3 separate regions of the Homo sapiens genome follow, and regions 1 and 2 are each linked to region 3. The links are chromatin contacts, found by Hi-C or POLR2A ChIA-PET in ENCODE. All regions are on one chromosome and are shown on one strand. The core of a region is the stretch at or near the end of the contact, and the rest is flanking DNA. Distances in the headings are between cores, read along the strand shown. Region 1 overlaps LOC105376235 (a long non-coding RNA gene). Region 2 overlaps LOC105376235 (a long non-coding RNA gene). Region 3 overlaps LOC124902258 (a long non-coding RNA gene).

Region 1 (3,399 bases), core at 481-2,980, 290 kb before region 3:
GAAATTGAACAACAATGGCGAGGGACTGGAGACTGAATCCCAGGCACATTTGAAACTTAAAACTTGAGCGCAGGTCATTTGATTACCCAGTAAGTAATTAATGGCACAGTTACAGTCTATCTACCACTTTCTAGACAAAAACATGCTTGGGCAGTCTTCATGGAAATGGCACTATGAACCTGTAGACACATTTATAAACACAAAGATATCTCACTTATTTGGAGATTACTATTTCCAGCACAGCCTGTGACCTATGAGTAGGCAGTGAAATGAGAGGATATAAAATAACCCCCAATAATAATACATAGCTCGCATTTATGAAGCTTGCTAGGCACCAGGCACTTTGTAAACAGTTTTTCTCATACATGATGTGCCTAACATTTGCAAAGATAGCGTGCATATTATGCATGTTTCCAATTTTTCTGGTAGAAAAACTGAGACTTGGAAAGGTTAAATGGATGCCAAGGTCTATGAGTTAGAATATGATGGACTAGCACTAGAACTCTAATTCCAAAAAGCCTGCTATTTACCAAATATTTTCAACCCAAGGCTTCTTCCTATGGATAACTAAATGTGCCTACTAAACCAAGTTTTAAATTTTAGTCATGAAATAGCCCCTTAAGTTCCAGAGTAGAGCTCATTTACTCTTTTTTTATATGATAACTTAATGATGATACCTGGTTATCTAGTTGACACATTAAAAACTATAAATTTAATAAGTCATAGTGATGAGGGAATCCAAGAGGTAGGCCTGTGGACAATGTCAGTGAGTATTGGAAAATTAAATGAGAGCGGACACAAAAGAACAAAAACAAAACAAAACATGGAATTCAAACAAACAGAAACAGTCAGTGTGAGAAAATTCAAAGTTTGTTAAATTCAGCGAAATTGTCACTATATTCTGGTCCAGAATGTCACTGTGAAGAGTGACAACTCTGGGTTAAAAAGAAATTATGTTATAGTTCCCATTTTGAAGTAATATGACAGAATAAAATATACTTCAAGGGAAAATAATCTAATTTAAATGACTAAAATATGCACTGGTGCAGTAAATGGCTTTAGCTTATGGAGAGAAGATATTTTGGTACCCACCCTGGCCTTGCACATACATGTTAGTTCTGTGTCCTGGAGTTTCACCACTTTGAGTCATATTTACTAGTTTCTACAGTAGGAAAACTAATTATTTCTGAGGGTCCTTGTGAAGAGGAAAATAGATGACGTGTATAACACGCTCGACACATAGATTATGTTCCATATAGTTGTATTAAATCATGTTGAAAGGTCATTTTTTGTGCCCAAACGGGAATGTTCTGGCAATTGTAAAGACTTTCCAACATGGTGCAGGTCTTGCCTGAAAATAGCATGTGCATGGAATATTCACTCATCATTAGGAGAAGAAAACAGAGAGGGACTTTCCCATTCCTGCGTTATCTATTTCCACTTTGTGGAGAAAGCCATAATGTGTCAGATACACTAACTCTTGTTCTTCATATCCCAGCCAGCATAGCCCATGAGACAGAAATAGCATTCATCGAAAGCCGCAATTACCTCATTTCACTGGCCCGTTTGTGTGAGATGTGCCTTGCCTCACAGTGACTGCATGGGGCCAAAAGTCCAGCAAACAGAGCTGCTGCTTGTCCAAGAAATGGCCCTGCAAACAGGAGAGGACAACATGTTCCCTGAGCAGATTGGGACCCTTGGCTGTTTCACGAGTGTTTTGTTTTTCAGGCCAGAAACAGTGTCTGAAAACTCCTGGGGATTTCCCAAGCCCCATTCGTCAGGCGGCCAGGCTTCCTCTGACATCATCTCTGAGTGATGGGGTGCAGAGAGGGGGTCACGCAGAAGGCAGTCCAGGGGAAGCTTTAGCACGATTGCGGGAAATCAAACAGCTAGTGCTAGAGTGATCAGAAAAACAAGGAGAGCTTTCTGAAAACAGTGTCTGGCACATTATGGACATTCAAGAAGCAGGTCTTGAATGAAACACTGGGAAATCTAATGACTGGAATCCCAACTTATGTGGTCAGTATATGGCAGAGATGAGATTTCAACTAGGGTGACCAAATATTCTTCTTTTCCCAGGACTAAGAACTTTCTATGGATGTGGGAATTTGTGTGCTAACGTTGGGAAAATCCTGGGAAAATTGGGATGAGTTTGTCACCCTAATTTCAATACTGGTGTGTCCTGGCTTCAAAGCTGATGCCTTTAATCATAAAGCAAAAATCTGTCTTCAAGGAGACTTGAGTTTAATAAAAAACAAAACAAAACACAGGAATAGACAACTATCATATAAATGGAAAGAGTATACTTGCTTGAGGAAAGGAGTTAGCAGCTTAGCCAACTGTTCACCAATTACCACCACTTCTTGCTAAGAGCACTGTCATTTGTTTAGAAAATCCTCCCATTAAACATGTATTTCAATGAGCCCAGTCATGGAAATTGCATTCTCCTTGCCAATGAATGGTTTAGGAATGAGCATGTAACATAATTTTGGTCAATGAAACATGTAGGGAGGTCTGATAGGCAGATTCTTGGAAAGGTTTTCATGTTCTTCAAAAGAAACCAACAAAAGCTTCCATCACCCACTGGACATTTTTATATCAGTAGGAGACACTTGTAACTGGGTGGCTGTTTTAGATTTACCAAGGGAACTAAAGCTAGGTTAGAAGATGGGGAAGGTAGAAAGAATGTGAGTCTTTTATGACATTGTTGAGCTGTTAAATTAATTGGCCTTGCAGTCATTTCACCTCCAGACTTGTGAGATAATACATTGTCTTTATTATTGAAGTAATTTGAGACAAGGAATTCTAAAGGCAGTCAATAACATCCTAGTCAATAAAATATCCAAAAAGTAATAGGACAACAGAGGAAGGAGAGCAGCTCATTAGATGATACCATCAGGGATGGTTTCATGAAGGATCTAACATTTGAATCTTGCTGTGGAAGAAGGGTATACATTTAACAGACAAAATCAGACATAGGAAACAACACTAGAAAAACTACAAAAGATGTAGAGCTCTGGGTATAGCTGGAGGAAAGTAAGGAATCAAATTTGGCTAAAGCTAGGTTTTACAAGAGTGATTAATTGAACAGAAAGCAGGAAATGTTCTCAAGAAACAGAACATAAAAAGTTTTGAATTCCAGGCTAAGCAAACTAGAATTTCCTCATAGATGGCAGAGAGTCTGAGGATGATTGGCTAGGATGTCACCCTACATCTTCAGAGAACTACTATTAGCCACTGTTATCTCTCCTTTATTTGAACTCACTTCACATTTAGAGCCATAGTTCTCAGCTTTAGAAACATATTAGAATCACCAGAAGAATATATGAACATGTGTGTGATTCTAATATGGTGATTGTAATATGACTTACCTTGGTTCATACACATACCCTTCAGATG
Region 2 (3,491 bases), core at 28-2,527, 330 kb before region 3:
CTCAAAGCTGTAGTATTAACCCCATTCTATATATATATATTCTTTGTAAGTGCTGGAGGGCTACTCAAGTTTGCTATTTTTATGATTATGAAGAATGTGATCTATTCCTGACATGAGTTATTTATTTAAGTAAACAAGCATTAACTAAGCATTTCCTCTATGCCAGGGAGATAAAGAGATAATGATAAACTGATATGGTAAGTGGTGACTGTCATGACTGGGATAGGTAGAGGATGCTTTTGGATTACAGAGGAGAAATGATTCCCAGTGGCATTGGTGCCTCAGGTGAAAGAATTGAAGGTCTGTGTTTGGATGAAGGACCTTCCAGGCAGAGGTAATAGTTAAAGCAAGACATAGAGATGAGTAATAAATACATGTGGAGGAAAGTACCCAGTCCCAGTGGGAATGTCAGACACGCAGCCCTGTGATCAACTAACCACTGCCTACATTATGTGATATTGTATACAGCCTTGGAAAAGAAGAAGCCAAGGATACTTTATCATGTATGTTGCCTCCTGTTCATTATGTGATAGAGCATGGCCCCCTCCTGCTAACCCCATGAGGATTACAAGAGCTTAGAGAAGTCAGCTGACCAGCATTACATAGATAGTAGAGGTCAAGGCTAGGATTGCAACTACGACCTAGACCAGATGGTCCTGTCCATCACGTTTTCTGCCTTAACACATGTCTCCTCATCTACCCTGAATTGAAGAGAGAAAGGGATGAGAATGCTTTTTCCTGCCATAAGTCTTCCTTTTGTAGTAGACTAGTGAAGGACACTCAGTCTGAGCTGGGTTTTTGCTCCAAATGTCTAAGTTAAGTTGACTGTGGCTGCTGTAGAAGTGGGGTCCCATGAAACCTGGCTTGCTGATTGTAATTAATCACAAGGCAGAAAAGGAGCCCAAGCTGTTAGAACACCCAAGAGGCTGTGGATTAGGAGTTCCAACAATTCACATTTGCAACTCAGTGTCTCCGAAAGAGACTGGAGCTTTGGAAACTCCAGAGCTCAGCAAAGATTCTGAGGCTTGGGAGCCTTGTCCTTTTGGATACCTTACCCCAAAGAGCTCTCCAAGCCCCTGACATTTGGGGGATTGTCAGAGCTCTGGGCCGCCAGAGAAAGGCCCTGTCTCAGAAGCCAAAGTCATCAACAGAAAAGGAATTGAATGAGCAGGTTTTGCAGAGGCTGGAAGAGAAACTGTTTCAAAAATCTGTTGTGACTTTTGCAGACACTGCCTTTCCCTCTGGCCCCATAATTGAATGAGGCTGGTGATGCTTATTCACCTCTTAGTCTATGGCTGAGTCACCTCCTTCTCATCAGAATGTTATGAGTATGCAGAAGAAAGTAAGCAACCTCACAAAATGTTAGAGTGATAGTGGTGTTGGGGGTTATGGTTATTACCCCCAGGCAAATTCCAGAAGAGTCTCGCACCTAGCTACTGAGACAAAAAACAATAGTACATATGAATCTGACCTAGATGACTTAGGCTTTCTTTTGGTGGGAGAGTGAGGGGAATCTATCTGTACAGAAAATAAGACAGCAATGTCTCAGTCATTAGGCTCCCTTTTTTAAGCAAATAAAATATCTATGAAAGTACCTAGCAAATTCTTGGCAAGTACCAGTTGCTCCATATCTTCATATTTGTTTTTGTTTTCATTTTTGTAATCTCTTCTACTCTCTATCCAGTTTCTTTCCTCTGATTATATTTGCAAACCCTAAGTTCTAAAGAGCTACTCTGAGCCAAGGGTCATGTACAAGAATAGTGCTATTGGTACAGATGCAATGAATCTAATCAAATTATTGTTGTAAAGACGTTTCCCATTTCCTTAAGAATAAAACTGAGGCTGAAGGGTGAAATAATATTGCCTAAAGCTACTCGGTAAGAAAGCTGTAGAACTGGAATCCAGATCTGTGAATTTGGCCGTTTGTTGCTCTGTCAGCTGTTCTAACAACTCTGCAGATACCCAAGGTTACAAAGCCAGTAAAATGAATTGCATTTACTCTGGATTCAGAAGTAGTTAGTATCTCAATAAGCTTTTGAGGAGCCTGGAAATTTGACTGCATTTTCAAGGAAACCAATAATATGTTTTCATTTCACCAATTTCTGCAGCACCAATGCTGAATGGCCATTCATTTCCATTACATTCATATTCTCCTCCTTCAAGGAAGGAAGGAAGGAAGGGAGGAAGGAAGGAAGGGAGGGAGGAAGGAAGGAAGGAAGGAAGGAAGGAAGGAAGGAAGGAAGGAAGGAAGGAAGGAAAGAAGAAAGGGAGAGAGGGGGCAGCAGGATGACTCCATGCATGTGTTCAGGCCATGGTGGGGTAGAAGGACTGGCTTAAATTTATCGGTTGCTGGCTCAAGCTCCTAGTACCTGCCTATGAAGCGTGTTGCTGTAAAATTGTAAACAGGAGTAAAATTAGATCTCTACATAAGACCTCTCATCAAGGATGGATAGCAGTGCTGTGCATTTGATCCTACTGAGAGGCCCATTAGGCTCTGAAGAAGAAATTACTCCCTGTCTTAGTGTTAGTTGAAATACATCTAAAGATTAGTTGAAATACATCTAAAGATTGGTTGTGCAGATCCTGCAGAAGTAAATACTGGGCATTTGGAGGCTATAACACATATCAAGAAAGAACATTGAGGTTATAAGGAAAATCTTACTACTAATTTAGCCCAATCTCTTCCTTTTACAAAGGAGAAAATAAAAGGACAGAGCAGGAAAGTGACATGCTCCAAGGTTATACAGTGAGTTATCAACAAAACAAGGGTGGATATCCCAGTTTCTATAGTTAAATTTTATGGGCTATGTGAGCCTTTAGGGGCACCAAGTATCAGTGTGGTTCATTATAGAAGCTCTGTGGACTGGACAGGAGCTGGCCCTTTCTTTTCCATTTATTTTCCATGTTGACATATAATCTAGAAGGACTTTTGTGGTCAACGCTCATTTCTGTGGATAATATTCATTTTCAGTGCCCTCTCTGCCTCTCTTACAGGGTCTGTCCCTTCACCCTGTCCTTCCATAACAATGATTGTAGCTTCCTCTTTTATTTCGTTGGATTTTTTTTTTTTCCACAGAGCTGCACTGGTTGGGTCACTGAAAAGTCTCATTCATTCAAAACCGGAAGCCTAGCCAGGCACAGTGGCTCACACCCATAATCCCAGCACTTTGGGAGGCCAAGGCAAGAGGATCGGTTGAGCTCAGGAGTTCAAGACCAGCCTGGGCAACATAGCAAGACCCCATCTGTATTTTTTTTTTTTTGAGACAGAATCTTGCTCTGTCTCCCAGGCTGGAGCGCAGTGGCATGATCTTGGCTCACTGCAACCTACGTCTCCTAGGTTCAAGAAATTCTCCTGCCTCAGCCTCCTAAATACCTAGGATTACAGGTGTGTGCTGCCACGCCTGGCTAATTTTTGTATTTTTAGTAGAGATGGAGTTTCACCATGTCGGCCAGGCTGGTCCTGATCTATTTTTTTTTTTTTTTTTTGAAAA
Region 3 (3,159 bases), core at 626-3,125:
ATCTGCATTTTGATGTTCCTTATCACAATTTATGGCACTACTATATACATAGTCAAAAAAATCAACCAACAGCAACCCTTCATACTTCCTTTCTCTATCCCATACAGCAGCTCAAGTGGTATTGTATCTGATAATCCCATTTTCCTGCATTTTGATAACATTACTTCCCATTTCTTGGCCACTTGCTACATTTACAAGGAAATTAAAGTGCTTTAATGAAATCTACAAAGAACTTCAAGATTTGGATTCTGTCATGCTCTCCAGGATCATGTTTTTATACTCTGCCAGCCACCTTGAATTTTCATTTTCATATTTACCTTATCTTTAGTATTTGCTGTCCTGAGAGAAATCTCCATGTGCTTATATTAGATCTCACAAATTTTTGTGTATGCTGCCTTGAGTTGGATTCTGTTACTTGCAACCAAAGAATCCTAAATAACAAAATAAGCTTCACAGCATAACTACAGCATTAGTTATCTTGCTTTACCCATTGTTCTAATTTTTCTTACCAATATATCTACTCTTAGCTGAGCTGATGAGGCTGCTGTCACACCCAGTGTGGTCCAGACTCTTCCAGTCTATCTTCTTGTTATGTTCTTGACAGATCTCATCAGCAAACTCTCTCCTCACAGCTCATATTATGCCAAGAGATCAGCCCTACCCATTAATTTAGTCTCTGAATAGAAAGCTGCTGTCTCTCTCTCATTTTTTTTTTCTCTTCTCAGACAAAATCCCCCTTCTGTCAGGAAGAAAAAAAAAATGGTGTGTTTACTATTTACAACTAGTATATGAACTGTTATTGTCCTAGGAGCAAAACCCAACTGGACAGTTTTCTCTTTTCTGTCTCCAGTATATGTAGATTACATAACCCCTTTGAGAACTGTAAAATGGCACACAATGGTTATTATTTATTCTAACTGCAGGGAGGCAGATTTAGGTTCTGGGATTATCATTTGTTTAAATTCATGTTCATTGATCATGGGGGCAGTTTAAGATACAAATTGGTCCTTGGCTCTGACAAGCATGTGTTGCTAACCTGTTTCCTCTTACTGGCTAGTTCCTGACTTTGAGATAGTGGTTTTACCATTCCATCTCCCTTTCTTTCCTTTTTATTCTTTTTTTAAAATTTATAAAATCTGGTAAAGTCCATCAAAACTTGAGGATTGTTAGGAGAATTAACTATGTGAATGGACACAAAAAGCCTAATATGGGATCTTGTCAGTGAGCCATTCAATAGATGACAGCTTAGTTTATTGTCATCAGCATGGTCATTCACCATGCAACCTCTGCTGTTAACAGATTTCAGACTGTAATCTTTTGTTTCTTCTTTCTAATCCTGCACTTCCTCTGACTGTTCCATTTTGGTTCCGAGCAAGCAGGCCGCTTGTGTCTGAATCTGGCCAATCCTGAAATCTCTGCTTGGCTTTGTCAGACAAGTTCAGGCATGCACAGACATGTCCATGAGTTTCTCAGAAGGTTGACTCTGCCAAAGCCAGAACACCACTCCCCCACTTTCCACTGGGTCCTGTGCTCCAAGCTATTGGACATAAGTTTGTGCTTTCGAAACTTCAGTATTTACACGGAATCTGTGCCTCTGATTTACCCAGTGTCCAGCTGCTGATACTTATCTTGAAATTTCTAAGTGCAGGGCTGCAATCAAAGCATCAGGGCACAGAAATGAACAAATAAAGATGTTTGGGGACTGCCTGCTTTTCTCATGCGATTTGCACATTTTTCTTGGCTTGCGTAATCTGAGGAGGCTGGGACCATAGGCCCCTTCATTCCTTGGCCCAGTGGCAGCACATGGCAATGTTACAAATACGGGAGCTGGACATTCAGGAGGGGCCTCACCCCTGCTAGGAAAGCATCCACCTCTGTGCCTCCCAGACAGCGTTGACGCATTCAGACAAGCTGGACAAAGAACGTACAGTCTACATTCCCTGGCCTTTGAAGGGAAGATGTTGCAATGTACAGGCAGTTGGAGTGTTTTGCCTAATTCATCAAAACATTCACATTTGCTAGTAATACAATGCATCTATGATGAGAAGGACTTAGGGGAAGGCACTGTGGATTAAGGGTAAAATGGCTCATGTCCCCTAATTTCTACCATTCGGCTAAGCTTTGAAGCAGCCTCCCTTCATTCATGAAAGTGTTGCAGGGTTGTTAAAAATGCATGGGCTTTGGAACCAGATGGATCTGTGGTTCAGACTTGCTAGCTGTGGGATCTTGGGCAACATACCCTTTCTAAAGCCTCTGCTCTCATCTGGAAAGTCAGGGCAGTAAAACAAAACTCTTAGAGCTTTTACAAGGATTCTTTGAGATAATGTATAGTGATTAGCAGGGTAACACACACAGTAAGTGCTATAAATGAACTTTTATCATTCACCTACTTTTTAAGTGCCTACCATGTGCCAGGCACCCAGCCAGGCACTTAGCATTTCTTTGCACCTCAATTTGATTGGACATTGCAATGGGAGTTGGAACACAAGGAGAAGCATATTTGAAAGAGGCAATGAAGACTTAACTTTAGACCCAGTATCACCTAAAATGAAACCATATGGCTTTGGGCAAGAGATATTTCTCTAGACCTCAGTTACTTCAGCTGAAAAGCAGAGTAACCATTTCTGTCCTAAGAACTAATGAGGAAGGCATAACAATTATTATTACAATTATAATAGATGGCATTAATATAGAGCTTATTTGCTTCTTAGCACTTTCTAAGCATTTTACATTTACTGATTTATTTACTCTTCACAACTACCCTAGGAGAATTATTACACAGATTCGACTAACAAAGGAATTAAGAGACCAAGAAGTTAAATGGTTTATTCATAGATAGTAATCAGAAATCAGCTAGTCTGGCTCCAGAGTCTTTTCCCTCAATCATCACACTTTGTACTTGGTGGACAATAAAACCTTGCATAAATATGAAGATTTATTACTATGCTGGAAAATTCTACCTAAAAAACTAGTATTTTGATCTAATCATTGTAGGCTCCAATATGGTTATTTTTAAGAGATCTGAATCAATTTCTCTATAATTTATTTTTTCTCAGGATTTTATTATAAAAATTTTCAAATAAACAGTATAGTTTAAGTATTTTTATAGTAAACATACATATACCTACCACTCAGATTCTGTAACTAACCTTTCACTAT

Evidence for each region. Hi-C counts contacts between places; a loop is a spot of excess contacts on that map. ChIA-PET counts read pairs that join two places held with the same protein, here RNA polymerase II (POLR2A). Pooled maps may share reads with other maps.
Region 1: a loop to region 3 is called in a map of ascending aorta, with 11 times the contacts of the local background. The contact joins two enhancer-like sites. A Hi-C loop is called at or near these places in 2 of 168 maps with a recorded cell type or tissue (ascending aorta and sigmoid colon) and 8 of 50 pooled maps. POLR2A ChIA-PET finds 5 or more read pairs at or near these places in 2 of 52 experiments (A549 and AG04450).
Region 2: a loop to region 3 is called in a map of tibial artery, with 2.8 times the contacts of the local background. The contact joins two enhancer-like sites. A Hi-C loop is called at or near these places in 1 of 168 maps with a recorded cell type or tissue (tibial artery). POLR2A ChIA-PET finds 5 or more read pairs at or near these places in 1 of 52 experiments (A549).

What each region holds. Positions count from the first base shown.
Region 1 is chr9:115,648,526-115,651,924 of GRCh38, forward strand. All of the region lies in intron 2 of LOC105376235 (a long non-coding RNA gene), which reads left to right. Among named protein-coding and RNA genes, the nearest start is that of LINC00474, 270 kb to the right of the region's middle. Within about 2 kb of position 1,731, at least 5 of the 41 ENCODE cell types and tissues checked have a DNase peak (open chromatin) inside an H3K27ac peak, as active enhancers do.
Region 2 is chr9:115,614,699-115,618,189 of GRCh38, forward strand. All of the region lies in intron 2 of LOC105376235 (a long non-coding RNA gene), which reads left to right. Among named protein-coding and RNA genes, the nearest start is that of LINC00474, 310 kb to the right of the region's middle. Within about 2 kb of position 1,278, at least 5 of the 41 ENCODE cell types and tissues checked have a DNase peak (open chromatin) inside an H3K27ac peak, as active enhancers do.
Region 3 is chr9:115,942,861-115,946,019 of GRCh38, forward strand. All of the region lies in intron 1 of LOC124902258 (a long non-coding RNA gene), which reads left to right. Among named protein-coding and RNA genes, the nearest start is that of LINC00474, 19 kb to the left of the region's middle. RefSeq lists an enhancer at 882-2,081. Within about 2 kb of position 1,876, at least 18 of the 41 ENCODE cell types and tissues checked have a DNase peak (open chromatin) inside an H3K27ac peak, as active enhancers do.